2 separate regions of the Homo sapiens genome follow, and region 1 is linked to region 2. A link is a loop called in an ENCODE intact Hi-C map of the cell type or tissue named here. Cell type or tissue: heart right ventricle. All regions are shown on one strand. Links, peaks and the distances in the headings refer to the core of each region. The heading gives the core; the rest is flanking DNA.

Region 1 (16,426 bases), core at 5,264-13,263, 76 kb after region 2:
AAAACCCCGTCTCTACTAAAAATACAAAAAATTAGCCGGGCATGGTGGTGCATGCCTGTAATTCCAGCTACTCGGGAGGCTGAGGCAAGAGAATCGCTTGAACTCGGGAGGCGGAGGTTGCCGTGAGCCGAGATCGTGCCATTGCACTCCAGCCTGGGCAACAAGAGCGAAACTCCGTCTCAAAAAAAAAAAAAAGAAAACAAACAAGCAAAAAACCTTAACAGCTCTGTCATTTACAGTAATCTGGGTAAAAATTTAAGTTAGGCACTTGGGGAAATGCAAAAGCTCTGAAAAAACGTTCCTGCATTGAACAAACTTAAAGTATATCATCTGAAGAGAAAAAAAACTGAAAACAAATATATGAAAAGTTAGAGAACAATTATGTGGTCCTGAAAGTAAATGTAAAAGTTGTTTGAAGAATGGGTGTTCTGGTATCTTTAGTCTCTAACCTCTAATGTAGAATGACTTTATGAGCAGGCTAAGTAAGCATTAGCCCATACATCATGCTTTGTGAAGCAAGGGGCATGACCTCTCATCCAATAATGTCTCCTAAAATTCCTCCCTTTGGCACAGTTATCTGTGTGCTTCTAGGTCCTAAACTGAACATGCACTCCTGTGCAAACCCTCTTCAGTCTCAGGATGAAGGAATGTAGCAGTATATTGAGGTTAGTATCAAATCAGCCTTATCCATGGCCACTCACATCCCACTTTCCAGAGCAGGGATCCTACCATTAGTATTCCTGACCTCAGAGCCCAGCCATAGAAACTGAGTCTTGTTTTCGCTTTGATTCACTCCCTGTTGACTCCAGGTCCTCTAGCACTGGAATCCAAGAATTTATGCCCCCTCAGTCCAACCCCTCCACAACATCCACACCCAGCACTCTCTAAAGTCCTTTGTTGGGGCTCAGGAAGTGATACTCAAAAGTAAATATCTCATTGCTCACACTGTATAGAGCCCCGACTTTCATGGAAGCCCATCGGCAACACCACTGCCTGAAATGAGACACAACTGTTAACTGTTTAGCTAGACTGGCCTATTATCAGGACTGAGAGACTGATTCAATGGCTTATGAGACAATCTATCAATCAATTTTTGGACTGTGAAACTTCTTGAGGAAGTTTCAGAATGAGAAATGTTGGGGTTCAGAAAAAGAAACCCCAAAGCGAAGGCTTGCAAAGCAAAGTCTCTCTCCAACCTTCTGCCCTCCTGTCTCTTGCCCCTCATTCTCCCTGAGGCAAGCCATAGAAATTAGAACGCTTTTTCTCTAAAGTCAGTCCTAAAGCCTAAAAATACAACTCTATCCTTCCCCCATCTTTCTGTGTAATACCTGGCCATAAGGAAATTAGACCCTCATTCCAGAGGGGTCCTGCTCCATATCCCAAAGGAAAGCGTTAGCAAAAATTAAAATCCTAAGCCTCTCAACTGACTGAATAGACCCCCCTCTAGGCCAAGGTGATCTGAAAGAAACCTGAAGAACTAGTTCAGGCCATGACAAGAAGTGGGGTCCGACATGCCTTATTATACTCTGTTCTCTTCAGAGTTAAGACACCACTGACCAGCATTAACACTGAAATAGAGATCATAGGCTGGGTGTGGTGGCTCATGCCTGTAATCTCAGCACTTTGGGAGGCCAAGGCAGGTGGATCACCTGAGGTCAGGAGTTCAAGACCAGCCTGGCCAACATGGTAAAACCCCATCTCTACAAAAATACAAAAATTAGCCAGGCATGATGGCAGGTGCCTGTAATCCCAGCTACTTGGGAGGCTGAGGCAGGAGAATTGCTTGAACCCGGGAGACAGAGGTTGCAGTGAGCCAAGATCACACCACTGCACTCCAGCCTGGACAACAGAGCAAGACTATCTCAAAAAAAAAGAAAGAAAGAAAGAAAGAAAGAAATAGAGATCATAAGGCTGACGAAACAGATTCTTTGTAGCAATAAGATAGCAAATTCAACCTAACTCTCTTATAGTATCACATGACAAATAACAGGCCCCCCCCCCAAAAAAAAACAAAGTATTTTACTCCAAAATATATTTATTTGAAATATTTTTGGATGGCCCTGCAAAGCTGTCTCTTGTGGGGAAAATCTACATTCAGTAAATAATCCCCTTCCCTTTCCTTGTCTTTTCCTGACCCAGGAGAGATTTAAGTAAGAGTCTGGCATCTTTTATGTCCCATAAGAGACATTTACATCTATTATTTAAGAGGCTTCACCTACATAGTAAGAACCTTGATTTCCACAAACCTCCTTATCTTAACTCAAGCATTTCTTTATGCTGACTTCAAGTCATCAGGCAAAGCTTAATTATTATCATTATTTTTGTTTTGTTTTGTTTTGTTTTTGAGATAGGGTCTCACTCTGTCACCCAGGCTGCAATGCAGTGGTGCAATCACAACTCACTGCAGCCTTGACTTCCCAGGCTCCAGCAATACTCCTACCTCAGCCTCCCAAGTAGCTGGGTTTACAGGCATGTGCCACCACACCCAGCTAATGTTTGTATTTTTAGTAGAGACGGGTTTTTGCCATGTTGCCCAGGCTGGCTTTGAACTCCTGAGCTCAAGCAATCCACCTCCCTTGGCCTCCTGAAGTGCTGGGATTACAGGCGTGAACCACCACACCCAGCCAAGCTTAATTATTTCAACCAATTGTCAATCAGAAAATCTTTGAATCCATCTATGACGAAGAAGCTCCCCTTCCCCACCTTCCCCCCTCACTTTGAGATGTCCCACCTTTCTGGGCCAAACCAATGTATACCTTACATGCCTATAACTTCTGTCTCCCTAAAATGTATTAAACCAAGCTGTAACACAATCCTCTTAGGTGCATGTTCTTAGGGCCTCCTGAGGCTGTGTCAAAGGCCCTGCCACTCATATTTGGCTCAGAATAAACCTCTTCAAATATCTTACAGAGTTTGGCTTTTTTTGTCAACAAAATAATGCTGTACAGAAAGACCAAGAAAAATCTGGACAGGCTTTGCCGAGTTTCCTGACTCTGTCTATTAGCATCAAAGCATTAGATTTTATCCTTTTTGTCCAATCATATTTTATATGGCTATCCATACTTCATTGAACATCAGCATAAAACGCAACAATTTTCCCTGCATCTTTGGGTCTTCATTCTGAAGCCTCCCATATCATATCAAACTGTGCTTAAATAAATGTATTATTCTTTTTTCTTGATAACCTGCCTTTGTTATAGGGGTGTTAGCCATAATGCTTATGATGGAGAGGAAAGTAATCACCTCATTTCTGCCTCTACACTTTCCAGAGCCTAGAAATTCCACATCTAAACTCCAGCAGCAATGGCTGGATCTCCTTATTAGAAACTGCTTCTCCCTGATGTTAATTGTCACTTGCTAAACCTCTCCGTGGTATTTTCCAGAGTGTTAAAATGATCTGATGATGGTATCTTGCACACCAGTGATGAGTAAGGTTGATTTGGGAGATCTGACCTTCTACTCTGTTATTTCCTTTCTGTTTTACCATTCCGCAAGCACACCTCACAAAAATGACTTTTAAGAAGACAGCAGCTCTCAGTAGAGGACATACAGTTCCTTTTCTTTCCCAATGAGTGACACCTCCTTCCTTTCACTCCTTATTGCCTATTGCTTAGGGTTCTCCTCATTCTGCACCCCATTCCCAGCTTGTTGATTGTTTAGAGGCAACACTTTCTCATCTACTTTATCTTACTACAAAAACTCTCCCTAAAACCTACCATTAAAAATGCTTCTTTAAGAAGCTCATTGAGACTCCAAAGCTCCCTACTGAATACCTATACCCCTAGGGAAATAGTTTCCTATTTTATCATATAATACACTAACTGATTTCTACCTAAAGCCAAAAGTTAGTAAGAGTTGAATATGTAGAGAGAGAATCTTCACATTAAGCACCTTTAAGACTCAGAATATAATACTATAATACAGGGTATAATAAGCATTTAGAAGTGATTTAATACAAGTATTAGTTAAATGAACACTGTATATGGATCAACATACTCTGATTCATGAAAGTACAAATTCACAGAGAGCAAATTGATGAATCCAATGAATTCTAAGAATCTTTAATTATAGTATGGATATCAAGATAAATTAAATCAACTATGCAATTTCCAAATATCTTTCACATAGGATGATGTAGACTAAAATAATGATACAGCAAAGTGTTCAATTACAGAATGTAATTCTCCAGTGATAATGTCACTCCAAACCTCTATTTTGCTTACTAGAGTGTCAGCTTGATGTTCAAATAGCCAACTTTACTACTGCTAGGTCAAGTTACTGAGAGTTAGCTATATAAGGTTAACTCCTACCCAAGAAAAATCCCAATAAATAAGAATTGTTATGCTTTATGTCCTGCTTCATGATATAAGAAAGGAGGAATTAATTTTAAAAGGATTATAATTATCTAGCCCAACTTCAGAATCACTATTGAATTTTAAGAAAGAATAAATTTTCAGAAACTACATTGGCATTTGCTACCAATCAAGGATAACACTTGTATATAGAAATAATGTTTAAAGACCAAAAGTAACAGAATTTTCCTTGCTGTCTTTTCATCCTCCCAAATCACCGCAACAAACTGTTGCAGGGAAACCAGCAGAGGGAGCACTAATCATTGCGATTTTTTTTTTTTTTTAATGTGTGCTCTGAAAAACAAAAGAAACTGTCTTTTAGCGAATTTCTAGATACTTTGTCAAGACTGGCAAAACCCTTATAAAATACAGATATTATTTGCCACTGTTAAATTTCCTCTTTAACTGTTTTTAATCAGTATTGAAACATTTTTTATTGATGTTTTTAATTAAGAAAGTAATACCTGTTTGTTGTACAAAGTGAAACAAATCAGGGGAAATTTTTTTTAAATCAATATTTGCCTATCTCTCCTTCAGATCTGTATTATAAACAGACTTGTGTATCTTTTCACATCCTTCTCATAAAAACAAATTATATATACATATATATATGTGTACTGCTACATGGAGAGAGATTTATAAATACACACACATGCACACATAGGTGTACTCCTACATATATGTATATATGTCTCCCCATGTAGCAGTAGCCTCTCTTTAGGTAACAAAATAGCATGAAATATCCTCAGATATACAGTGGAAAAATAGGAAATGTGAAGTAAACACAATGTCAGGGCATATAACAACCATGTGTGAACAGAGGGTCAAAACATATAGGCCTGAAATTATATCACTGCCTTCCACATGAAAAATCTAAACACATATGAGTGAATGTGTGGACCCGGAAAAACAAATAAGCAAACCAGAACACAAATATCCGTCTTAAACTGTGATGAGGAAAGCTAGGTGAATTAATTTCTGCTTTACAATTTATGTTACCAATCTCTTCACAAAACAAAATTTAAAAAAATTAGCAACAAAACCACTTAGGAGCTTTAAAAAGTGAAACATATTAAAATGCATTCTTTAAAACTCACAATACTGGCCGGGCGTGTGGTGGCTCATACCTGTAATTCTAGCTACTTGGGAGGCTGAGGCAGGAGAATCACTTGAACCCCAGAAGCGGAGGTTACGGTGAGTCGAGATCGCAGCATTGCACTCCAGCCTGGGCAACAAGAGCGAAACTCCATCTCAAAAAAAAAAAAAAAAAGAAAAAAAAATCACAATATTTTACAAATTCTAACTGAAGTAGAGTAAATCGCTTTTCATTCCATTTATTCACATAATTGAACTAAATAAGCAAAAGAATATAACTACTGATATCAGTGGAAGAGACACTTCATCCCACTCCATAGAGAGAATCCCTGAATTTCACTATAGGTTCTGACCCCTGTCCAACATCATCTCTTTACAAAAAGATCCTTCTAAATTAGTGGGCCCAGGACCCAGAGACCCATCTAGCCAGGTGGTAGCTGCTTTTGTGGATTTATGTTTCTGAAGCCAATAAATTTGCTGAAGCTTCCATGGCCTTTACTGTGTGCCCTCATTCATTCCTGTCACTCAGCATGCTCTCCTTGTTTTCCTCCACGTCTCTGCAGATGCACTTTGAACACAGCCTTTTATAAGTGTACTTTATATTTACCAACTTCTACGCACCCTGATCCCATAGCATGGGGCTATCATTTCCCACATAGAAAGGAAGGAAATATTGCAGGGGGAAGAGACAGCACACAAAATGAAATAATGAGAAAAAACTTACAACGGTAGAAGGGAAAGGCCCTACTTACGAGGTTCTAAAGAGAAGTATTTCTGGGAGTAGGGAGTAATTAATCAACTGCGGTATCCATCCCATCTCTCCAAAGCAGAAAAAGGTCATTTTATCTACTTGTAGAAAAAAATCTTTTACTAAGGGCTTTAAGCATTTAGAAACTCTTTCAGAAACCACATCTCTGTAATAAAATAAGAGAACACAGTATAGGGATCCTCATTTCATAGATGAGGAAAACTGAGGAATGGAGAGGTCAAAAGCTGGCTCAATGTCACAGGAAAGGCAGTTGCAGAGTTAGGATAAGACCCAGGGTTCTTGACTCCAGCCCTTTACTTTATCCACAAAGTCAACACAAGCAGTCTAGATTTGTTATCTCGCCCCCTTCTGTCTCAAAGACTGAGTGACAAAGAGCCCTTAGTGTGATACTGAGTGTAAATGACAGCACAGGAAGTCCATTCTCAGGGCAAGCTGTGAGACTGGCAGCTGAACAGGAGGCCACAAAGCAAGTCTGTACAGAGCACTTTCAGTCTACACTCACTATCTCATCCCTACTAAGGCCCAGAGTCCACAGAAGCCAAGGGAGGGAGTGACGGAGGCTGCAGGAGGGTCCACTTAGTTCATCAATTCCTGAGTATCCTTTAGCACCACAAAAGGCTTAGACTTAATGAGAAAGAAATGAATCATCTATAGAACTGAATATTTATTTTAAAGATGGTATTTTCAATGTGTAACTCACATATAAATTATGAATTACATAATTGTTTGTGAACTGTCTGTATAACTACTGTGCAACTTTTCAAGGAACACTCTTTTCTGACATGGTACTAACCTGTTAATTCAACTCTTTGAAACATGTTAATACAGTTCTCAAGGAATTCCATCTAGTCAGGTAGCACATGTTTGAAGCTGAAAATGCTGAAAGTGAAGAAAAATTGTATCAAAACAGGTTCAGTATGAATATCAACCATATATGGAAGAAACATTTATATAGAAGCCACACCCATGTGGATTCACAGTTGTATCAGCCAAGATACTGCAAGTATACCAAGTGTGTTAGTCTAACCATATAGCATAAAGCTGGATTTATTTGTGCTATTATGGCATGGTTGTTTACTGCAAATATAAAAGAAAATGAAGGCTACCACGACCTAATTCCATTGTAAATTGAATTGTATTATCTTCCTGTAAGCATACGTTTCATTACAAACATTTTATTATGAAAGGATGGTCAAAGGAGAAAAATAAATTTATGATACATGTATGACAATATCTCAAAGTATAACTTGTAATTTTCCATATACTGTTAAACTGACCAGCACTTCTTTTAATTCATTAAATAGTGATCAAACTATCCTGTGAAAAGAGATGTTTTACATAACCTTATACTTAATTTTAATATTAACAGTTCAATCATATTTAAATTGATTGAAATAGACACAGTGCATTAAAATCTGACACATTCATTCTTAATTTTAGATGTCCACAAGTTGTGAAAAACTCATCTCTAAGATGCACAATTTTTAAGATCAAAATTTCTTTGATTTAAAAAATTGTCATTTAAAATGGTTTCTGTTCAAAACATTAGTCATCTATAAAAATAAAGATACATAGTAATCATCACAGAAGGAAATTATTTTACATTGTTTATTTATGCCTCTATTTTAATTATTTGTAAAGTCAAAGAGAAGATGCTTTTTTCCAGAATCTAGAGTGCAACATGTTTAAAGAGAGAAAGAGACACACAAAGTAAGACACAAACAGAGATCCAAAGAGACAGAAAAATTGCAAAATGCTCTTACTTAAAGCACCAGACTACTTCAGTTACAGCATATGCACTCCTAGGTCAGGGTTCCTAAATCAATAGACTAAAGAAAAACTGCCTTGTCATCAGAACTCCAAAATATATGGGTCTCAGGAGAAACAAATATGTGGAGCTGTAGATCTAAATCCAAACTCAACTCTGTGGAAGAAAACAAATTTTACCTGTAAAATAAGTTGAGCTACTTGACCAGTACATTAGAAATTACACAGCAAAATACTCTAAAGACAGGATCCTAAACTCATTTTCCTTTCAAAAGTAGGGAGTGAACAGATAAGGGACACTAATTGCAGCAAACAGAATGCAAAACTGAAAAGCTTAAATAAAAAAGACTGATGAAAGCATAACATTAAAAAGAGAAGTGTTTAACTGTTAAATCATCCAAATTGCTTTGCCAAATTTTGACATGCTTGGTTTCCTGTAGTAAAATCTCATTCTTTTTTTTTTTTTTTTTTTTGGCTTTTGGAAAAAAAAAGTGAGGAAAAATAACCAGCTGTTCCTTGTATAGTTCAGGAAACAAGTTTGATTTATTACTTTAAGGTTATTTTTGAATGAGCTGCTTGTGGGAGCCAGAGTGCAGAAGTCACTGAGGCCTGTCCACTTGAAGGGCTCAAACTGTTTCCTGAACAGCCCTTCTTCACTCCTCACCTCCGACGGCTATTATTGACAACGTGTGACTGGGGCCTTCTAGGATTTTAAAACAGCAGGGGTCCCAGCCAAACAATCGGGCTGTCAATTACCTTTTCCCCTGTTGTGAAAGAGGGGCCCAAGACAATGCAACTTCTCAGCAGGGAGTTGTGCAGCTCCAAGTATGTAAGCCACCCTTGCACCGTTCAGCATTCAAAACCAAGTAAATGGTTGGTGCCTTCACTTTTGTCTGTGTGTGTCGGTGCAAACCAGAATTACTGCAAGGTGTAGATGTCTCCACGGCTGGATTTTTAAGTTCTTGGTAGGGCAAAACTGACTCTGTACATTGTTATCTCTGAGCTTCATGGAAGTTTTTTCTAAGTTCCAAACAGACACAGAAAGTCCCCCTCCCCCCACCTCCCAGCCTCCTTCTGTAAGCTTGTCCTCTGGGAACGCCCAAGCCTCTCTACCTATACTGTGGCTTAAAAAACTTCCTGTGGGCATTGATGACTTGCTGTGAGCACTGTCCATCATCCCGCCCCTTTGTCTGGCAGTCACTTCCATTCGAATTTGACTGACTGAGGCAGCCTGAGTTATTTGTAAAGAACAACAAGGCTTTTCATTCATAATTTTAGTAGGGGGACAGGGTGCTAATGACTGAGCTTGAAGAACTAGGGAATGTGGTATTCAAGGCAGGAAGAAGCTCAACTGGCTGCCAGATGAGGGAAGGAAAGGATGTAGGTGAAATGTGTCTGCATAAAAAGCCAATGACATGAAGATCACGTGTATACAAATAGAAATTGAATTTTTAAAACGTGAGATAATCTGAAGGATGGAAGCAGGAAGGAGGGCAGGGAAAGTCTAACAGGATTTCATTAACTTTGGGGTCAAGTTATGTGCCAGAGTTTACAGAATCCGAAACCCATAAAGTGTCTACAAAGGAAGTGATCTTTTCTTCCACTGCTGGTTCTCCTACAAAAACAAAAGAGTAAAGAAAAAAAAAAAAGAGGAAAACTGGTTTTCACTCTTTTTTGGTACCTTTCACATACTCAGACAAAGAGGGTTTGTTTTCCCTCTTTGGAACCAAATCTCCAAAGAATTTACTTTTGGGGTCTGTAGTCCATTTTATGTACATACAGCATGAACATAATATGTAATGATTTTACATATCTGCTGCTTCCAAAGAAGAAAATTTGTAAAAAGGTAAATTTATAGTTGAATTATTTGTATAGGTAAGTCTTATGTGATTTATCTTTCTTGCAAAAATAGTAAAATTGTGGTTTGGTTTTTTAAAATTAAGAAATTAAAACTCACATTGAAGTTTTTTACGTATGATTTTGTTCAGATTCATAGAAAAAAATTGAAATAACAATGTTGCATATTTGCAATCTACTGTGAATTAGCAGAATGATACAAAACGCTTTTAAAAAAAAAATGTAATTCCGGCTGGGCGCGGTGGCTCACACTTGTAATCCCAGCACTTTGGGAAGCAGAGGCGGGCGGATCACCTGAGGTCGGGAGTTCAGGACCAGCCTGACCAACATGGAGAAACCCAATCTCTACTAAAAATACAAAATTAGCCAGGCATGGTGGCACATGCCTGTAATCCCAGCTACTTGGGAGGCTGAGGCAGGAAAATCGCTTGAACCTGGGAGGCGGAGGTTGCAGTGAGCAGAGATTGCACCATTGTACTCTTGCCTGGGCAACAAGAGCAAAACTCCGTCTCAAAAATAAATAAATAAATAAATAAATAAATAAATAAATAAATAAATGTGATTCCATAAGTGAAGAATGTTTCAATCATTTGTAGAAAATCTTTACTATGTTTCTTTCATTAAAGCAAGTCAAATAAAGGCAAAATTGAACAATAACAAATGCTGATTTTTGTAAAGATCGGCAAAAATAATTTTTCAGGCAATGAGACTCTGGCTCTTTCCATGTTTAGTCTATTAGGATTTGTGTTCTCAGGGAGCACTTAGGGCTACTGAGGCCTTGAGTCAATGTTCAGACCCTGGGTTGGGTGCTTACTAATCGCTAAACTCCTAAGCCATAAGCTGACCCAACAAACCTTCCTAAAAACAGAGGAGCAGCCGGGCTCAGTGGCTCACGCCTGTAATCCCAGCACTTTGGGAGGCCGAGGCAGGCGGATCACGAGGTCAGGCGATCGAGACCATCCTGGTTAACACGGTGAAACCCCGTCTCTACTAAAAATACAAAAAATTAGCCGGGCATGGTGGCAGGCGCCTGTAGTCCCAGCTACTTGGGAGGCTGAAGCAGGAGAATGGCATGAACCCGGGAGGCGGAGGTTGCAGTGAGCCGAGATCGGGCCATTGCACTCCAGCCTAGGTGACAGAGCAAGACTCCGTCTCAAAAACAAAACAAAACAAAACAAAACAGGAGCTACTGCCACTACTCCATGGCCCACATCCATGATTTCCTTTCATTCTGACAACCATCCTGCTCTGTTCAGTGGGGAAGCAGAGGCATGGAGATACTCTTGTATTTTCCGTTCATTTCCATCTAAGTACGCAACAAAAGCAAAGACCAGTGAACAGGTAGCTGGGGAGTTCCAACACTAACCTAAAGTAGGCCTTCAGTGGGCTTGTATTATCATTTATTAATTTACTTTGGTCTGTATTTCAAGTATATATATATATATATATATATATGTAAATTGAAATAATGTTAGATAGCCCATGTTATCTTGTGGCTTGCTGTGCCACCTGAGCATATCCTCAAAAAAACCCTTAGGTTTTTGAGAAAAGGATTAAATAACTTACCCCAATCTTAGGATAAAGATAAATTTAAAGCTCAATCACACCCTGGTTATTCTATATTCAAAGCCAAGTGAAGCCTCACCATGCTCTTCTGTCCACTATCTCTTGGGACCTGAAGCTCAGGCGATTGTTCCATGAATGACAGATGTCACAACTGGCTGAGTCCAAGCCCAGGTCAAAACATGAAGTAAGTGAAGGTAATAACCTTTAGTATCTTCTTAGACTTCCCTGTCAGCTACCTCTATCCTCTCCTTTGGTGGTGCATGTTAATAACTGGCTTCCTGGGGTTAAAAAAATAAATTCCAACATCTGGGGATGTCTGTGTTGTAAACACATTGACCACGGCTAATTCTCTTTTCTTTTCTTTCTTTTTTTTTTTTTTTTTTGAGATGGAGTCTCGCTCTGTCACCCAAGCTGGAGTGCAATGGCACGATCTCAGCTCGCTGCAACCTCTGCCTCCCAGGTTCAAGCAATTCTCCTGTCTCAGCCTCCCAAGTAGATGGGATTACAGGCACCCGTCACTGTGTCCGGAATTGGTGGGTTCCTGGTCTCACTGACTTCAAGAATGAAGCCGCAGACCCTCGCGTTGAGTGTTACAGCTCTTAAGGTGGCGCGTCTGGAGTTTGTTCCTTCTGATGTTCGGATGTGTTCGGAGTTTCTTCCTTCTGGTGGGTTCGTCGTCTCGCTGGCTCAGAAGTGAAGCTGCAGGCCTTCGCGGTGAGTGTTACAGCTCTTAAGGTGGCGCATCTGGAGTTGTTCGTTCTTCCTGGTGGTATCGTGGTCTCGCTGGCTTCGGGAGCGAAGCTGCAGACTTTCGCGGTGAGTGTTACAGCTCATGAAAGCAGTGTGGACCCAAAGAGTGAGCAGTAGCACGATTTATTGCAAAGAGCGAAAGAACAAAGCTACCACAGTGTGGAAGGGGACCCGAAAGGGTTGCCACTGCTGGCTAGGGGCAGACTGCTTTTATTCTCTTATCCGGCCCCACCCACGTCCTGCTGATTGGTAGAGCCGAGTGGTCTGTTTTGACAGGGCACTGATTGGTGCGTTTACAATCCCTGAGCTAGACACAAAGGTTCTCCACCTCCCTACCAGATTAGCTAGATACAGTGTCTACACAAAGGTTCTCCAAGGCCCCACCAGAGTAGCTAGATACAGTGTCGATTGGTGCATTCACAAACCCTGAGTTAGACACACGGTGCTGATTGGTGTGTTTACAAACCTTGAGCTAGAGACAGAATGCCTATTGGTGTATTTACAATCCCTGAGCTAGACTTAAAGGTTCTCCAAGACTCAGGAGCCCAGCTGGCTTCACCCAGTGGATCCCACACCGGGCCTGCAGGTGGAGCTGCCTGCCAGTCCTGCGCCGTGTGCCTGCACTCCTCAGCCCTTGGGTGGTCGCTGGGACTGGGCGCCTCAGAGCAGGGATGGAGGAGGCTCGGGCCGCACAGGAGCCCACGGAGGGGGTGGGAGGCTTAGGCATGGCGGGCTGCAGGTCCCGAGCCCTGCCCCACAGGAAGGCAGCTAAGGCCCGGGGAGAAATCGAGCGCAGCGCTGGTGGGCTGGCACTGCGGGGGGACCCAGTACACCCTCCGCAGCCGCTGGGCCGGGTGCTAAGCCCCTCATTGCCCAGGGCTGGCAGGGCCGGCCGGCTGCTCCGAGTGCGGGGCCCGCCAAGCCCACGCCCACCCGGAACTCCAGCTGGTCCGCAAGCGCCGCAGGCAGCCCTGGTTCCCGCTCGCGCCTCTCCCTCCACACCTCCCTGCAAGCTGAGAGAGCCGGCTCTGGCCTTGGCCAGCCCAGAAAGGGGCTCCCACAGTGCAGGGGTGGGCTGAAGGGCTCCTCAAGTGCCGCCAAAGTGGGAGCCCAGGCAGAGGAGGCGCGGAGAGCGAGCGAGGGCTGTGAGGACTGCCAGCGCGCTGTCACCTCTCACCACCACGCCTGGCTAATTTTTGTATTTTTAGTAGAGATAAGGTTTCACCACATTGGTAAGGCTGGTCTCAAACTCCTGACCTCAGATGATCCACCGGCTTCAGCCTCCCAAAGTTTGGAGATTCCAGGCGTGAGCCACTGTGCCTGGCGACCATGGCTAATTTTCGAACCTGACATTACTAAAAACATGGGAAGAGATGCACATAATCAGCTCTTGCAAGCAGGTATAAGCCTGTTCTAGCACCCACCATCATCTATCCATACTTTGTTCCATGTCTACATTCTAGTTTTGTTTTTGGTGAGCTATGAATCCCTATTATGATTTCAAAATATAATAATATAATGACTTTCATTTATTGAAGGGTTATTAGAAGTCAGACATCTTCTAAAACACCACACGCATTCAGCATTTAATCCTCACAGTGATGCTCTGACATAGGAAATACTTTTATCCCCCACTTTACTAGTAAAGAAACTGAGGCATTGGGAGATTGAATAATTTATAAAAGACCCCCTTCTAGATCAACATAAATCATACTCTGTGTGAAGGTTCTTGTCATCTTATTTTTCTTAATCTCCCCATGTAATTCTAATATATGGCCAGAGTTGAGAACCATTAACATAGTTAACAAAACAAGAATCCTTGCTATTTGAAAAAAAAATAGAATAACATCCCTATTGCATGTGATTAACTCTATGTTAGGTCTTGGATAAAGCTGGACTCAAAGTTCTATTTGGTTGTGTAGAAACATCATACATTGAAAAACAATAGCTCTGTAGAGATAATGAAGTGAGAATGTGGGTCATCTTTAGGATATAATATAGTTTTCTTTTTTTTTTTTCTTTTGAGACAGAGTCCTGCTCTGTTGCCCAGGCTGGAGTGCAATGGCGCAATCTCGGCTCACCACAACCTCCACCTCCCGGGTTCAAGCGATTCTCCTGTCTCAGCCTCCCGAGTGGCTGGGATTACAGGCATGCACCACTGCGCCTGGCTAATTTTGTATTTTTAGTAGAGACGGGGTTTCTCCATGTTGATCAGACTGGTCTCGAACTCCTGATCTCAGGTGATCCACCCGCCTCGGCCTCCCAAAGTGCTGGGATTACAGGCGTGAGCCACTGCGCCCAGCAGAATATAATATAGTTTTCTAAAAAAAAATTCTGAATAACCTAAGTATCTCAATTCATAAGGTATCAGTAAATTTTATGACTTTCTGGCTGTCATTTCAAATATCACTGTATTTTTATTTACTTATTCCACTTAATTTTGTGTTAAAATTAACACAAATTTAATACAATATGAAATACAATACATATAAAATACAATATGAAACATACTATACAATATGAAACATACTAAGATAAAATACACTATGAAACATACTAAGAAACTTGTTTATCTGTAATGCAAATGTAACTGATTGTTCTTCATTTTTGTTAGCTCTGGCAACTATAGATTAATTTGGGGTGAGAATTGTCATGCTTTGAATCAAAATTTCACATAGGATCATCCTCCTTTATTATCTTTCATCGTCCAAACTTATCCATCCACCACGGTTGGCCTTGAGAGCATGCCAATAAGCAACTTGGCTTTATCATTCATACCAAATGGATTCTGGATGATTCACAGAAAAAAAAATGCAAATGTCCAATGAATATAAGAAAATATGCTAAACTTCTGAAGTAAACAAAGAAAAAATGAAACAATGAGATATTCTGCTTCATCTACCAGATAAGCACTTATTTATTTATTTATTTATTTATTTTTGAGACAGAGTCTCTCTGTCACCCAGGCTGGAGTGCAGTGGTGTGACTCGGCTCACTGCAACCTCTGCCTCCCGGGTTCCAGCGATTCTCCCGCCTCAGCCTCCCAAGTAGCTGGACTTACAGGCACCTGCCATCATGCCCAGCTAATTTTTTTTTTTTTTTGGAAAGATGGGACTTCACCATCTTGTCCAGGCTGGTCTTGAACTCCTGACCTCAGGTGATCCACCCACCTCCACCTCCCAACGTTCTGGGATTACAGGCGTGAGCCACTGCGCCTGACCTAAGCACTAATTTAAAATCATCCAGAATCCAGTTGGTATGAGTGATAATGTTAAATTATAAATGTACTAGAAGGGCCAATATTTTTATAATTTGGCTGCAAGAAGCTATTTTAAGCAACTGAACACAACCAGAAACCGTAAATGGAAAAATTGATAGGCATGAGTTTTCATATAAGTTGAAAATGTCTTGTATGGTGAAACACAAAATAAAAGGAAAAATACTGAAAGTAGGTTTGAAAGATAAATAGAAAATGGGAGAATATTTGCATTTTTAAATAGGATACTTCAGAAAATAAATAAATAAAGGACAAGCCTCTCAATTAAAACATGGAAAAAGGATATGAACTTGAATTCACAGAAGAAAAAGCAAATGTCCAATGACTATAAGAAAATATGCTCAACTTCTGAAGTAAACACAGAAAAAACGGAACAATTAGATATTCTGTGTCACATACCAGGTAAGCACTGATTTAAAATTTTGACAAAGCTTGCTATTGGTCAGGTTTTGGGGAAATAGTCACTCTCATAGAATGGTTAGAAAGGCAAACTGGAATAATGTTTTAGGGAGCATATTAGCAGTATTATTAGAAATTTTAAATATGCACACATTTGACTTAAAGTCTATTTTCATGAATCTATCCTAAGAAAACACAAATGTGCAAATATAAAAAAGCATGCCTATCACAACACTACTTATTCTAGCAAAACAACCTGTCCCCAAACCTCCAGATGTCTGGAATCTAATGACTAGCAATATGGAATTTTAAAGTAAATATTCACCAAATATTAACCAGAAATGCCACTATGATGTCTCAAATATACTTAAAGAATTCTTTCTGAGATTTTTGCTTTTATAATTTTAGGAAATGTTTGAGGTTTTTTTTTTTTCATACAGTGAGTATATAATTCAGAAGAGAAATAAATAAATCCATTTGCTATTTGGAGAGCAATTATAAGAAAAAAAGAATACATGCATTTTTTTCTGCATAATTCTGGAACATAAAGTACTCAGTATAAATTGATGAAAAATGGGTATTAAAATATACTCG
Region 2 (16,426 bases), core at 5,182-13,181:
ACTGAAGATGGGGAAGACACAGAGCAAACTTCACATTTAAGCAAAGCATCTATGCGAGCTAAATGCTGCATCCACTTATTTTAAAAGTCCTTTGGTGACCCTAATAGCTGTGATTTTTTTTTCCCTGTGAACCATTTTATCCAATTTTAAACTCCACCTTACGCCTCCTCTCTGGCCTTTCCTTCCTCATTCCATTCTCTTCTTTGTCCACCCCTTCTGTATAATCCCCATGTTGTTTACTCTTTAGCCTGTTTTCGAAATTTGACCTACTTTTGCATAATTCAAACAAACCTAATTCAATATTATCCTTGCTCCCTAAACTATGGCATCAAACAGCCAATTTCCTCCTCCATTATTACATGAGGAGATACTTATTACAGTTCTGTAATAAATATTAAAATAGTTATTTCAGCATACTTCTGGGTGAAACAAGTAAAACTACATGTTAATATTACTACAGAGAGACAAAGTGACAGAGGCAATGGAAAGAGGAAATTACCCTCTAGACAAGACATTTAAAAATAGACACATGAAAGACATCAGATGATGGTGAAATAAGGTCACATTTGCCCTATCATAACCCCTGTCACTCCACTGTTTTATGGGCATTGTGTCCATTAAGTGAGATGTGAGGATAGGAAGGCATCAGTCATACTGGCTGGCAGCTCCTCAGATGTAGGAGGTGAAGAAATTACAGCACAATCTCAGAGAAAACAGGAAGAGGTGAGAGTAAGACTACTAAGTTAGGGTTCGGTGTGGTTGCAAACAACAGAAAACACAACAAACAATGACTAAAGGATGGGGTGATATCCTTCAAATAAGAATCATCCTGCTGCTCTAGAAGAGCATGCTTCTACGTTACTTTACCATTTTCTAGCACATGAGGCATCCTCAGGTACACAAGAAGACTACTAAACTTCTGTGCATCCCAAAAAAGAAAAAAGTTTGCAAGGTGATGGTAAAATCTTCTTCTTTACCTGGCTTTGCCTTTTTACCTGGCAAGGGAAGGAGGGCAGTGCTCCCTGATAATTTTTTTATCAAAATCTCAGCTCAGAAATTTGTCAGATGGTCAGTCTGACTTACAAGAGGTGTAATCTCTAGTGTTTTTCCCCCTCATTAAAATTTGTAAAGAAGTCAAGGGAGAAGGAGTTTGGAATGGAAATTGAGAGTCGACCTACAATATCAGTTACAACTAGGGTGAAGATGAATAAGAATTCCTCACTGCTTCTAAGATCCTAGAAAAAACAAGCACAGAGAAATGTTAAGAGGCTCATAAGAAAGGCAAATCCACCTCAAAGATTCACATGATTATTCAGGATATCACTGATAATATTAAAATATCAGTAATATCAACTGAAATGAGAGATTTTTCCCACTGAAATTATTTGAAAAGCTCCCAATATTTATATGTTATCTACCCAATTATTGATAAATATGTACGTGTGTGTATTGGTGTTTGTATGTGTGTGTGTATGAAAAGAGAGAAGGAGGAGAAAAAGAAGAAAGGAGGAGGAGGAAGAAAAGAGGAAGAGAAGGGGGAGGAAGAAGTTATCACTCCAAGGTAGAATTTTTTTTTTAACTTAGTGACAAGAGAAACCTGGACTGTATTTTAAATATTTTCAAAAGTATTACGAAATAAGAACATGAAACTGGGCTGTATTCCATATAAAAAGTTAATCTGGGTAACATGAAAGAATTAATGGATAATGATTTTACATAAATAAGCACATTGGCTCTCACCTACAGCAGACTTGATCACACATTTTTTGGTTAAGTAACTTCATTTAAAAAAATAAGACAAAAGCAAGCATAAGCCAACTAAAATTAGTAGATGGAAGGAAGTAGTAAAGATCAGAGCAGAAATAGATGAAATAGAGATGCAAAGGCAATATAAAAGATTGATAAAATGAAAAGTTTTTTGAAAAGAAATAAAATTGATAAACCACTAGCTAGACTAATAAAAAAGGGATGAGAGAGAAAAGAAGACCCAAATAAACAAAATTGGGAAAGAAAAAGAAAATGTTATAACTGATACCACAAAAATACAAAAGATCAGAGACAAAAACAACTATATACTTGAAAAACTGGAAAATCCAAAGGAAATGTGTAAATTTTTGGACACATACAACCTACCAAGATTGATTCAGAAAGAAATAGAAAGCATGAACAGACCAATAATGAGCAATGAGATTGAATCAGCAATAGAAATTTCCTAACAAAGAATAGCCCAGTCCAGTTTACACACTGCCAAATTCTACTAAACTTACAAAGAAGAACTAACACCAATTATCTTCAAACTATTTCAAAAGATTGAAGCAGAAGGAATTCTTTCTAACTCATTCTATGATGACAGCATTACTTCAAAACCAAAACTTGACAAGGATGCAAAAGAAGAAAGTTACAGGTCAATGTCACTGAGGAACATAGATCCAAAAATCCTTACAATACTAGCAAATCCAATCCAATGGTGCATCAAAAAGATAACACACCATGGTCAAGTGGGATTTATCTCAGGGATGTAGAGATGGTTCAGTATACACAAATCAATAAATGTGATACATCATATCAACAGAATGAAGAACAAAAATCATATGATCATCTCAATACACACAGAAGAAACATTTGATAAAATTCAACCACCCTTCATAAAAATTCTCAACAGGCTAGGCATAGAAGGAAAACATGTCCACATAATAAAGGCTATATATGACTAATGTAATGTTATCATAATACTGAACAGGGAAATGTTGAAAGCCTTTCTTCTAAGAGCTGGAACACAACAAAGCTGCCCAATTTTACCAGATCTGTTCAACATAGTACTGAAAGTCCTAGCCAGAACAATAGGCAAGACAAATACATAAAAAGCATACAAATTGGAAAAGAGGAAGTAAAATTGTCCCCCTTTGCAGATGATGTAATCTTCTATCTAGAGAAACCTAGAGACTCCACCTAAAGACTCTAAGATCTGAAAGCTAAATTCAGTAAAGTTGTAGGATACAAAATCAACATACAAAATGCAGTAGCATTTTCTATACACCAATAATGAACTAAGAAAGAAACCAAGAAGGCAATCTCATTTACAGTAGCTACAAATAAAGTAAAATACTAGGAATAAATTTCACTAAAGTGAAAGACCACTAAAAAGAAAACTACAAAACACTGATGAAAGAAATTGAAGAGGACACAAACAAATGGAAAGATATTCTATGCTTATGGATCAGAATACTGTTACAATTATCATATTGCTCAAAGCAATCTACAGATTCAATTTAATCGTTATCAAAATATTAATGTCATTTTTCACAGAAATAGAAAAAACTATCCTAAAATTCATATGGAACCAACAAAGACCCCAAATACCCAAAGCAATCCTAAGCAAAAAGAACAAAACTGGAGGCATCATACTGCCTTACTTCAAAATATATTAGAAAGCTATAGTAATCAAAACACCAGGGTACCAGCACAAAAACAGACACATGGACCAATGCAACAGAATAGAGAATCCAGAAATAAATCCACATATTTACAGACAATTGATTTTGACAAAGGTCTCAAGAACATACATTGGAGAAAGGATATTCTTGTCCAGAAATGATGCTGCGAAAATTGGATATTTGTAGGCAGAGGAAAGAAACTGGACCCCTATCTCTTTCCACATACAAAAATCAGCCCAAAATAGGTTAAAGACTTAAATGTAAGACCTGAAACTATATAACTACCAGAAGGAAGCTTAGGGAAAACACTTTAAGAATTAGTCTAGGCAAAGGTTTCATGTATATGACTTCAAAAGAACAGGCAACAATAAAAAAATAGACAAATGATACTAAATTAAACTAAAACCTTCCTGCACAGCAAAGAAAACAATGAACACAGTGAAGAGACAACCTGTTGAATAGAGACAAATATTTGTAAACTATTTATCTGAGAAGCCACTAGTGTCTAGAATATACAAGGAACTCAACTCAACAGGAAAACCAACAAATAATCCCAGTAGACAATTCTCAAAAGATGACATACAAACAGCCAACAAGTATATGAAAAAATGCTTAAACTAATGATCAGAGAACTTAAAATCAAAACCACAATGTGACATCATCTCAGCCCAGCTAGGATGGCTATTATCAAAAAAACAAAAAATAACAGATGCTGGTGAGGATGTGAAAAAAAGCGGGGAACTCTTAAACACTTTGGTGGGAATGTAAATTACTATCATTATGGAAAATGGTGTGGAGATTTCTCAAAAAACTAAAAATAGAACTACCACATGATCCAGCAATCCCACTAGTGGGTATTTATCCAAAGGGAAAAAAGTCAATATATCAAAAAGATACCTGTACCCCCACATTTGTTGCAGCACTATTCATAATAGCAAAGATATAGAATCTAATGTAATGATGATCACAATTTAGCCTTGGTACTTATACAGTGTGTATTTGGTCTTAAATTCAGTGTACTGAAATTAAGCATTCATGCTGGATCTTTTCAAGCTGTGTTTTGGAAGAGTCAGTGAGATATGTATGAATAAATGGATGCTGCAGTGGTTATGCTTTTTTAGTTAACAAGTTGGATTTTATTTAATAAGAGCAGTTATGTGATTATTATTGTTGTTGTCACTGCAAGTATAGGAAGTAAAGTTGGCATTTATTAATATTTAAATATATGTATATATTGCTTTATGTCATTGCATCAAATACATAATTGATTGTAGGAAGCCCCATTTTCCTATATACCACTAAGAAAAATGCTTCCAATTAAACTATGACAGAATGCTTTATCACTTACAGTGATTATACTTGTTAGAAGAGTTATTTTAGACTTCTTTAGATAGATTTTTATTGTATATTACTTTTGTGTATACGTAAAATGAATATAGTAGCAAAATAAATGAGTAAAGGCATTTCCAAAGTTCTTTGCATTTAAAGCCTGCTCTTCTAAATCAAAGTTTGATTGAGCATCACCAGTGTCTATGACTTTCCACACACAACTCTCCTTTGCAAAATCAATGTCGGTGTCATGCACTTTCCTTAAAAGAATACTCCCCCACGGTCTGGAGAATTTTCTTCCATGACCCGGTTCCTCATACCATAAATATTCGTGTTGACTTTCTGAATCTCACACTAAAGTTCCAAAGGAGAGTTTTCAGACTAATTTCATGCAGGTAATTACAACTGTTTCATTACTGCAACCTAGCAGACAGCAATTTGTAAGTTGTTTTCCATCATTAGAAGAATCCTGACTTCAAAGAGCTTAAAATGTAAAAAAAAAAAAAAAAAAAAAAGTGCATCTGAGAGTGCATGAAATATGAAAAATATATTTTCTTATTTGGTACAATTATATTTAAGAAGTACATCAAAATTGGCCCCAAAGTGATTTTTTATAGCTACCTAATGCCTAAAAATAAACAGATATAATGGAAATATTGAATGTTATTTTGTAAAAATAATCCTCTGCTTGAAGGAGTTCCAAGTTTTTCAGTTCATGAAAAAGTTTCATGTTTCAATTGAGACATATTTCAAATGTCAAATAATAATGGTACACCCACATGACTGCAAGCATTACAAATAAAAGAACAAATTTGCTCACCATATATGTTGCCAGTAACTATTTGTCCCAGAAGTAAAAAGTTAGGTATGCCCACATACTGTAAAAAGCACATTTATTTCCAAATGTTTATATTGGATTTTAATTTCAATCAATGTTATGTTCATTCTTGAAAAATATTTTAACACAAAATAAGCAGCACATCTACAAGCACTTCCCAATAATGGAAATAGTTTAATTGTGATTACGTTTTTACCCAAGAATTAGCATTTTTAAACTTCTATTTACTACATTTAATAGACAATCTTCTGATCAAGCTATTTTTTTTTTTTTTTTTTTTTTTTGAGACGAAGTCTCACTTGGCCGCCCAGGCTGGAGTGCAGTGGCGTGATCTCGGCTCACTGCAAGCTCCGCCTCCCGGGTTCAGGCCATTCTCCTGTCTCAGTGTCCCAAGTAGCTGGGACCACAGACACCCGCTACCATGCCCGGCTAATTTTTTTGTATTCTTAGTAGAGACGGGGTTTCACCGTGTTAGCCAGGATGGTCTCAATCTCCCCATCTTGTGATCCACCTACCTCAGCCTCCCAAAGTACTGGGATTACAGGCGTGAGCCACTGCACCCAGCCAGATCAAGCGATTTCTAAAACTATACTCTTAGGTCACTCAAGCATACCTCTAAATGCTAATACATAGAATTTATTTAGTATTTATTTTTGTACACCTCCTTGACATATATTATAAATATCAGGGTTGACAATGCCCACATTCTGTATTTGTAAATAAAGTTTTATTGGAATACAACCACACACATTCATTTACATATGGCTGCTTTTCTATTTCAAGACCAGACTTGAATAGGTGCAGTAGAGACTATATGCCTGGCAAAACCAAAAATATTACCCGACCATTTATAGAAAAAAATTGACAACCCCTGCTCTGGAGCAAGGTGACAGTTTTATGCACCCCTTTCTCTGCTGAACACTATGGCTAACCTGGCCTTCAAGCCAATTTGTTTTACACTTCAATAATGAGAAAAATTAGATTGTATTTAATAGTACTGCAGGTACTACTTTCCCATCGAGTAAACTTAGAAAAAAAAGTTTTAAATGTTTCTTTAGAGTACAAGGGAAGCATAACCTCAGTCGAATTATACAATTTTTCTTGTGCTCATATATCAAATCAAGGACTACAAACACCATTTCCTTTTCAGCTGACTACCTCCTGCCTTCCAATATTACAAGTAAAATCTACTTGGTATATTCAGTCATACCATATTTTCAGAGAAGAATCCCAACACATTTCTAAATATCAAATACTATTTTTGAGGGGATAACCTAAGGAACAGTGAGAAATTTCTAATGATTCTTATTTTTGTTTGCTCTGTCCTCCTTTCCTTGTTCTGGATACATGTCCCGAGCCCTTGGCATCAAAGTCAGGGATGGGTTTGCAACCTAGGCTGGGCCAGTTATGTCTCATCTCAGTGTCCAAAGTGGCAGATTCAAGAGAAGGGACATATCTTCAAGCCAGGCAAATCATAGTACTGTCCTGGGTCATCTGGAATTTGAGAAGAGTTTCAAATTTTCAAATCTTTGATCTCAGAGCTGTAATTGAGGCTAAATATTTCATTAGCCACATTTCTAGCTATGGTTCCAGATGGCCCCAGGAGGTCGAGCCAAAGCAGCAGCAGTGATGAGAAGGGAAGGAAAAAGTTCTGATGAGGACCTAGATCGCTGATTTGAGATATTCCTAAAGACAGCTCTACTCCTGCCCTTCCTGGTTTAGATAGAAAAGCCAAAACCATTGTTCTTTTCCTTCAACTAGCTTAAGCTATGTCACTTGCAACCAAGCCCCCTGACTAATAGGACCAGATAATCTTCAGTGCAGGCAGCAGGCAGCATCAACTTCATGAATGTGATACCTTTACTTCTTAAAGGCAGTAATGGCAACAAAATCTAAGAGTGTATTACAGTTTTCTTGTAGAAAGTTTCCCTCCCTTTTACTTCTAGTGGTTTCAGAAACAAAAACAGTTTGCAAAAAAGAAAAAGCATTAGCTCACCATTCTTAGCCCAAGCAGTAATTTAATCTGCCATGTGCTCTTCAAAGCAGATTAACTCTAATCACACAGACTTCCTCTCCATTTAATTATTCTATCTTTCTGTTTGTACTTCACTTCTCATAAAACTTTTATATCTGAAAATTTTAAAATTTATGTAAGATCGACTGTAAGCATTTAGCTCATGTATCAAATTCATTACATCCTGTTAGATATAAGACTAGAAACCTTCTTCAGTGTTGAGTAAGGCAGAACTGTAAAGTGAGGCAAAAGGTAATATAAATAAGAACCAAACTTTTTTAAACTTGGCTGATCCTCTCCTGCTGTGTGCAGCTAATGTTTTGCCTCTGAGAATAGGACTTACTAGCAACCCTGAAGTAAAGACAGGATATTTTTCAACAAGAACTTCTGCTTTGCCAAACATCCCAGTTTGTCTCCAAGGTCTTGAAAAGAAAGAATGAAGAACGGAAACCATAAAGTATGCAGTACAGCTATCATCTAATTACTGAATGAATGGTACAGTTGTTTTGTCTGATTGCGCTGAGCTAGTTATCCACTGCTAGCTTCATTGACAAAAAGGGAACCTACACAAATTATAGGGAAATTCAAGCACTTAAGGAATGTTTTGGTTCAGAGGTTTGCAATGACTATTGGCTTTGGTTTTTGGCAAAAGCTGTCTTTGCCGTATGAACTCAGCTGTGCTGGGTCAGCCTAAAGTGTTCCCAAAAGCCTAGAAGAGGACAGACTTCCGTGTCATCTGTATCCCATCAATAAATTAAAGTGATGTTCTCCAGCTCATGTTTGTTTCTTGGCAGGCTAATCTACAATCAGAAGAAGAAAAGCCTTTCATTTGTGGACTCCAGCTAGAGGAAGGAAGCTTTTGTATGTGGATTCACTGGAGACCAAAATATTAAAAAGTGGAAGAGGAAAACCATATGTTGCAGTTCTCATAAGCAGGCAGCTCAAAGTTCTGGTTAAAGAAATGCTTGAGTTCATTTTACAGAAAAGTAAATATTTTATCATGAGAACAGGGTATACTAATAATATTGATACCTCTGTTACAAACATTGACATTTTAAGTTGTATTCTGTTTTCTCTAATTTTTTAAATCAGGAAAACCTAAGAATTAGATATTTCAAAGAAACACAAAATGACCAAACATTTTAGCATAATTCTTCAAAATGTAACTTAAGAAGGAAAGAAGAGATCCAACAGAATAAAGATAGAAGATAATTTTTATAAGCTTATGATTCCTTCTCTTCTATGAGTCACAGCAAAGTTAGCTGATATTTTATAGTTGCAGCAATTGAATGCAGGTTATAATAGAAGTGGGGAAAATCACTAATAATTATCTGCATCCTATTTCATAGTCAATTCAATAACGTAATGTTAAGATAGTCTCCTTATCTCTTTTGGTTGACAAAGGGTTATCCTTGCCTTCGTATTACTTGTGAATAAGCCTAGTGATGAGAACAAGATTAGTGTGGTCCTCTTCCAACTTCCTATAGGAGAGAATGCAAGAAGATCTTCCCATTCTTTTTAACCTGACCACATTTGTGTTTGATTTCCTTTCTATGTCTTTGAAGCAGCCAAACAAATAAAGCCTGCTTTAATACATGTATCCTTTAAAGAATATGGCTTCCAGCTCAAAGTTTCAGTATGTGAAACCAAAAGTATCTAAGACAGGTCTCAATCAATTTAGAAAGTTTATTTTGCCAAGGTTAAGGTGACAACCATGACACAATCTCAGGAGATCCTGATGACATGTGCCCAAGGTGGATGGGTCACAACTTGGTTTTATACATTTTAGGGAGACATGAGACATCAGTCAAATACATTTAAGATGTACATTGGTTCGGTCCAGAAAGTCAGAACAATTCAAAGCAGGTGCTTCCAGGTTATAGGTAGATTTAAAAATTTTCTGATTGGCAATTTGGTTGAAAGAGTTGCCATCAATATAAAGAAATGTCTGGGATATGACAAGAGGTTGTGGAGACCAAAGTTTTATCAGGCAAATGAAGCCTCCAGGTAGCAGGCTTCAGAGAGAATAGATTATACATGTTTCTTTTCAGACTTAAGGTCTGTCTTGATATTAAATGATGGTCAGCTTTCCTTAAATTCCAAAGGAGAGGAGAGCATAATGAGGCATGTCTAACCCCTACTTTCTGTCATGGCCTGAACTAGTCTTTCAGGTTAACTTTGGAGTGCCCTGGCCAAGACAATGGAGTCCATTCACATGGTTGGGAGGCCTTAGAATTTTATTTTTCATTTGCAAGTACTTTGTAACCTTATGTACCAGTAGTTCATCTCATTACAGAATAGAATTGATTTTTTCCTTTTATGGTGGGGTCACATAAAACAAGCATTAGATCAAGTGTATGACTGGTAGGAGCACGTGATGAAATAGTTGATAGAGTAGGTACTGATGGGGTTCAGAACATGCCATCCCAAATATGATGGTAGGAGGCCAGAGTATACACCCCTAAAATACGCCTATTTGGATGAGTTCTTGTCCTTTGCAGGGACAAGGATGAAGCTGGAAATCATTCTCAGCAAACTAACACAGGAACAGAAAACCAAACACCACGTGTTCTCACTCATAAGTGGGAGCTGAACGATGAGAATGCATAGACACAGGGAGGAGAACATCACACACTGGGGCCTGTCGGGGTGGGGGTAGGGGGTAAGGGGAGGGATAGCATTAGGAGAAATACCTAATGTAGATGACAGGTTGATGGGTGCAGCAAACCACCATGGCATGTGTATACCTATGTAACAAACCTGCATGTTCTGCACATGTATCTCATAACTTAAAGTATATAAAAATAAAAAATATATGCCTCTTTGGCATATTGATTACTTTAAGCTGGTTATTCTCACAAACTGCAGATACAGAAGCTCAGGAAAGTTACCCTTTTGTAAGAGAAATCTGTATCTATAAGGGAAATCTTCATTTGTAAGTGTGTCTCCTCTGCACCAGAAAGAAAAGGATGACTAAATCCCTACAGACTCTTAATCAAATAGAGAAACCTTACATTTGTTTAAGGTGCTTTTCTTGGCCATCTCATCTGAATTGGGCTTTTTTCTTCACCCTTCCATAATGTGTCTCCATTATTTCCCAGGATACCCCAAACCTCTATTCCTCTCTGTAGCTCAGATTGATATATAAGCCTCAATCATCTAGCTTGAGTCTCATATGCATACTCTCATGCATATGTACGTAATTAAAATTGTTTTTCTCTTGTTAATCTGCCTTATGTCAATTTAATTTACAGACAAGCTAATGAACCTGGAAGAGAAGGAAGAGATTGTTTTTTTTTTTTCAAGAATACATTGGACAGAAATGTAAATATGGCTTTGATTATTCATGAGATAACTGAATGTGCACTTACCTTTAATGGAAAGAGGATTAACCCCACAAGTCAGGATTTTCTTTCGTGTCCTAGCCTTACTGAATGGTGAACAGGACAGTCTATGGAGCCAGACTCCTGTGACTTGAGATAGTTACTTAACTTCTCTGAGCCTCAGCTTCCTTATCTTAAAATGGGAATAAAAATAATGCTAACCTGACAGGGTTGAATTATACCTGGCACCTAATAATCACTATGTAATTGGGAAATAAGTTACCCTTCTACTGACAACATAGATCAGATATTAATTTTTCTACGCTCAGTTTTTCTGTTTGTAAATAGAGATAACTAGTGCTTTTTTTCCTCCATAGGAATGTTTTCAACTTTTCCTCTATTGTCTGAAAGTTTGACGATAGGAATTTCTGAAGTAAACTTGACAGTAGACAGATTAAATAGAAGAAAACACATACAAACTTATGTGTGTATGCATGGGAGTACCACAAAATATGAGACTCAAAGAAAGTTCAAATGGTTCAACTTTAAATAGCATTTTGAGCCACCAAAAGAAAAAAAAAAATAGTGACTTCTGTTGGAGAAGTGGTGACACAAGCTGTGGAAGGTGAGGGAAGGAAATGCATGATGAACAAAGGTTATCTTATTATGCAGATAAAGTCTCTTAGGTCACTATGCCCAGACAGGTTTCTCACCAGTTCTGAGCAGCCCTCAGAAGAATTGGTGAAAAGTCTGTCAGGGCATAGTGGCCTGTGTGCGGAGTCCTTTTAGTCTCCTCTCCTGCGATACAAGTTAATTTTTCTGGTTATTGTAGATTCCAGAAACAGGGTTTGTAACAATTGCATTCCTTTTAGAGGAATTTCCTTCTGTCAGATAAGAAAACTTCAGAGAAAGTCCCTTTCTGAACTTTGGAATTGAAAGAAAATGGGGGCAAGCAAAAGTTAGGGAGATCTTGGTTCCAAGGCCTTTCAATTGCCATTAATTCAAAGTACCCAGTATAACGAAGTGCCATATTGTGGGATACTGTTTTCTGAGCCCCAACATCCCCAATGAGTAAACTATCTTATTTTTTGCCCCATCCTGTTTCCAGATACAGGTGTATGAAAATACAAATAATTTTTTTGTCTACCTTTCATAGTTCTTAAGTGGGACTCTCTGTAACAAAAAACAGGTTAACATGAAAAAAGCAAATAGAAGTTTAATAACATGTACACTTCCTGAATATCTGATAATATGTACATCTCCCTGGAAAATATACATGAAAGATAACGCAGAGAAATCAGTAAATCCTTAGAGTTGATTTCAAAGGTATAGTTTAAGTACTGTTCTGTGAAACAAAGCAAAAAGGCTGTGGGAAAACGCCTAGTCAAAACAGAATGGGCAGGTAAATCACCTTAAACAAAAGAAAAATTTGCACGGCAGATTTAAGTCAGTACCTTCACCGTTGATTTGGAGTCTCTAGAGATTTAGTCAACCTCTTCCCAGTGTGGGGACAGAGTGACAACCTTACAAATGAAGATTCCCTTCGTAGATGTAAATTTGTTTTATGAAAAGTTTGAGTCTTATTTTAGTGTGGCATATTTTGATGTCTAACACGGAAATATGCTACTGTAAAACTAGACTTCTGGTACTGTTACAGGTAGTTTAGAGGCATAAGTGGGGCAGGGGAGGGCTCTCCCCCACCCACCAAGAATGTTGGGTGATGGTTTGGCAATTGTCACGTTGCCTTTCTAAAAGTGATAAATTGGTAGCCGGTGCCAGGGAGAGGCCATTTCCTGATGGTCCACACTTGTGGCACTAAAGTGTTAATTGAACATAGATACCAGGGAGAAGCAACTTCCCAGGCATATACATTAAGAGTCAAAATGGCGGAATATAACCTTCTGGGGGCACTCTACCTTAAAAGGGAAGAAAGTCTCAGATGCACATGCATACAACTTCCCAAACACACTGTACATGCTCACTTTCCAAGGGTAAGGAGGGCACCCAGCATGTGGGCAGCCCACCCTAAGGGAAGAATCATGGGAAAGGGATGCAAGATGCCGGAAGTGGGACAATCTAGAAAGTCCGAGGATCAAGGTTAAACATTGCACTTGTCAAAGCCAGGCGCGGTGGCTCACGCCTGTAATCCCAACACTTTGGGAGGCCGAGGTGGGTGGATCACGAAGTCAGGAGATCGAGACCATCCTGGCTAACACAGTGAAACCCCGTCTCTATTAAAAATACAAAAAAATTAGCTGGACGTGGTGGTGAGCGCCTGTAGTCCCAGCTAGTCGGGAGGCTGAGGCAGGAGAATGGCGTGAACCCGGGAGGCGGAGCTTGCAGTGAGCCGAGATCGCGCCACTGTACTCCAGCCTGGGCGACAGAGCGAGACTCCGTCTCAAAAAAAACATTGCGCTTGTCCTTCAAGTCGCCAGCTTGGGTGTCTTCCAAGTGTACTTTCCTTTCCTTTCTTGTTTTACAGCCTTTTAAAGTAAACTTCCACTCATGCTCTGAAACTTGCCTCGGTCTCTTTTTCTGCCTTTATGCCCCGCGTGAAATTCTTTCTTCTGAGGAGTCAAGAATTGAGGTTGCTGCAGACATGTATAGATTTGCTGCTGGTAACTCAGATACCTTACACCAATAACAGTACAAAACAACCTTGCTTTCCATTGTGCCGACAATGAACAACAGTAGTCAATGTAGAATTTAGAGTGGCTGTAGGCTGGGCACAGTGGCTTATGCCTGTAATCCCAGCACTTCAGGTGGCTGAGATGGGAGGATTGTGTGAAGCCACACATTCAAGACCATCCTGGAAAACAGAGACCCTGTCTCTACAAGAAAAAAATAATAATAATTAATTAGCCAGGAATGGTGGCACATGCCTGTAGTTCCAGCTACCCGGGAGGCTGAAACAGGAGGAACACTTGAGCCTAGGACATCAAGGCTGTGACGACCAATGATCACACTATTACACTCCAGTCTGAGCAACAGAGCAAGGCTCTGTCACAAAAAAATAAAAAATAAAGTGATTGTAAAAAATTCCATCAGAAACCACTCAGACTGGGAACAATTGAGTACTACTTTCCACTGAAGAGGGGTTTGTACCTGATAAGAGAACAAATTCACTGGAGGACCAAGAAGCTTTCTCTCTACATACCCAAAAGATACATTGTTAGCTCTTCTCTGTGGCAAGTCAAACAGTAAGAGGTAAGTTTTTCAGACAGTCACTTGTAAAGACTAACAAATGATCAACTGTGAGGAGTTTGACTTGTGACTTTAAGCAAACTACTTCTTGTGGATAGAAAATACTTTCTAAATAAATCATTAGTTCAGTTTTTAAAATTACTTTTATCACAATCCTCTGCAATTAGTCATCTGGAAAGCCATAAAGTTTAGTTTTCTTAAGAAATCTCTCATAAATGAGAAATAGACACATTTAATTTCCCATCTAAACACATCTTTTTCTTGAACTTCAAGTTTGAAAGAGTTCTTAAAACATCTTCCAGGACAGGCATGGTGGCTCATGTCTGTAATTCCCAACACTTTGGGAGGCCAAGGCAGGAGGACTGCTTGAGGCCAGGAGTTCAAGACCAGCCTGGGCAACATAGCAAGATCCTGTCTCTAAATAACAATAATTCAATTCAACCCATTTGGAGCTTAAAATACAAATAATGAGTGCTCAGTATATGGTCCTCCTCTAAGATTGGTGAACTGCTCCATTTCTGCACAGCTCTGATTACTATAAAAAAATCTTTCACAGGATTAATGGTTAAAATGTTGGCAAAAAACAAGGCATGGAGATCTACCTTACATTCTACACAAAAATGTTTTTTGTACAGTGCCTTTATAAATCCAATAATCATAAAGAACTAGAAAAGGGCCAGGCACAGTGACTCACAACTGTAATCCCAGTACTTTGGGAAGCGAAGGTGGGAGGATGACTTGAGCCCAGGAGTTTGAAACCAGCCTGGGCAATATAGTGAGACCTCGTCTCTACTAAAAATAAACTAGCCAGGGATGGTGGCACACACCTGTTGTCCTAGCTACTCGGGAGACTGAGGCAGGAGGATCACTTGAGCCAGGGAGGGTGAAGCTGCAGTGAGCCATGATTGTGCCACTGCATTCCAGTCTGGTCAACAAAGTGAGACCCTCTCTCAGAGGAAAAAAAAAAAAAAACCTAGAAAAGAATATTTTTCAGGTCTTTGGAGAAGTAATGACTTTTAAAGGTTTAAAGGTAGTAGAAACAACAAAAGGAAATAATTAACAAATTTAACTCCACAAAACCTTAAACTTTTTAAGGAACAACAACCAAATAATTTAAATGGTAAGGCAGGCAGCTCAATGAACAAAAATACAGATGATCAATTAACAAAAATACAATGCATAAACAAAATATTAGAGGTTTTGGCCTCACCGGTAACAAAAAATATGCAATTTTTTAAAACAATAACATCTTATGATGAATAATCATTATTGACTTTTAGATTATATAACATCTGCCTAATAAAAACTAATAATTGTTGCCTTTAAAATTAGATCATGTAACACTAACAAAATATACACAGTGTTGATGTCAGCATATATTAAAGAAAACTTTTGGAAAACAATTTGCCAGTACACAGTTAAAAAGAATTATAGTCATTGTTCTACAAGTAATCTCTCTTTATGGTAATTTTATTCTATGTAAAAATCCAATAGAAAGGGCCTATCTATATTTGTATTGTAGGAGAGAAAAGTAATATTTTTCTGACCTGTCACAATGTTCATGGCAGAGATTCCTATAACAAAAGACAGATTAACAAGAGAAAAGTTAAAAAATTAATTAGCAGGTGAAATACTCCACACACCTCCCAATCTGAGGTGGAGGGTATGAAGTATTTCGCCTGCTAATCTAAATCTAAAACAAAAAAGGGACAATAAAAAATAAATTTTCCAGTGGCAAGATCAGAGCTCACTATAGCCTCAACCTCCAGGGCTCAAGCAATCCTCTGACCTCAGCCTCCTGAGTACCTAGAACTACAGGTACATGCCGCTATGCCCAACTGATTTTTTTTAAACTTTTTATAGAGGTAAGGTCTATGTTGCCCAGGCTGGTCTCAAACTTCTGGGCTCAAGCAATCCTCTTGCCTCCCACTTCAGCTTCCCACAGTGTTGGGATTCCAAGCATGAGCCATTGTGCTGGCCAAGGAAAAAAAACTTTCAGTCTCTACAGGGAGCTACAGAGATCTGAGAGAGCTGTCCTCGGTAAGAGTTCTTACCCTTCTGCCAGCACTTTGTCAGTTTTCCCAGGATCTCATTTGCAGACTCCAGAGCCAGTAGGATGTCTCTGCCACTCTATGTGCCAGAAAATGTAGAAGAGAAAAAGTAATATATTTTCCTCACCTATCACAAGGTTCAGGGCTGAAACCCCTATAACAACAGACAGACTGAGAAGAGAAAAGCATACTAATTTAATATGTTGTACGTGACATGCCAGTCTGCAGAAGTG

The links. Hi-C counts contacts between places; a loop is a spot of excess contacts. Peaks named below come from ENCODE experiments on the same cell type or tissue, not always from the same donor. Only the 100,000 strongest peaks of a DNase experiment are listed, where the experiment ranks them.
Region 1: a loop joins it to region 2, with 8 times the contacts of the local background. A loop is called at or near these places in 3 of 110 quality-filtered maps.

The regions. Positions count from the first base shown.
Region 1 is chr13:80,352,270-80,368,695 of GRCh38, reverse strand. LOC105370276 (a long non-coding RNA gene) reads right to left here and starts at 12,341. Exons shown (of 4, transcript XR_001749939.2): 1 at 11,486-12,341; 2 at 7,980-8,140; 3 at 7,010-7,095; 4 at 2,644-5,602. RefSeq lists enhancers at 8,324-9,088, 9,089-9,853. In heart right ventricle, for the core only: no CTCF peak of the experiment used is centred there; no DNase peak of the experiment used is centred there; H3K27ac peaks cover 3,521 bases.
Region 2 is chr13:80,428,620-80,445,045 of GRCh38, reverse strand. No RefSeq gene overlaps it. Among named protein-coding and RNA genes, the nearest start is that of SPRY2, 96 kb to the right of the region's middle. In heart right ventricle, for the core only: no CTCF peak of the experiment used is centred there; a DNase peak (open chromatin) is centred at 8,282; H3K27ac peaks cover 4,090 bases.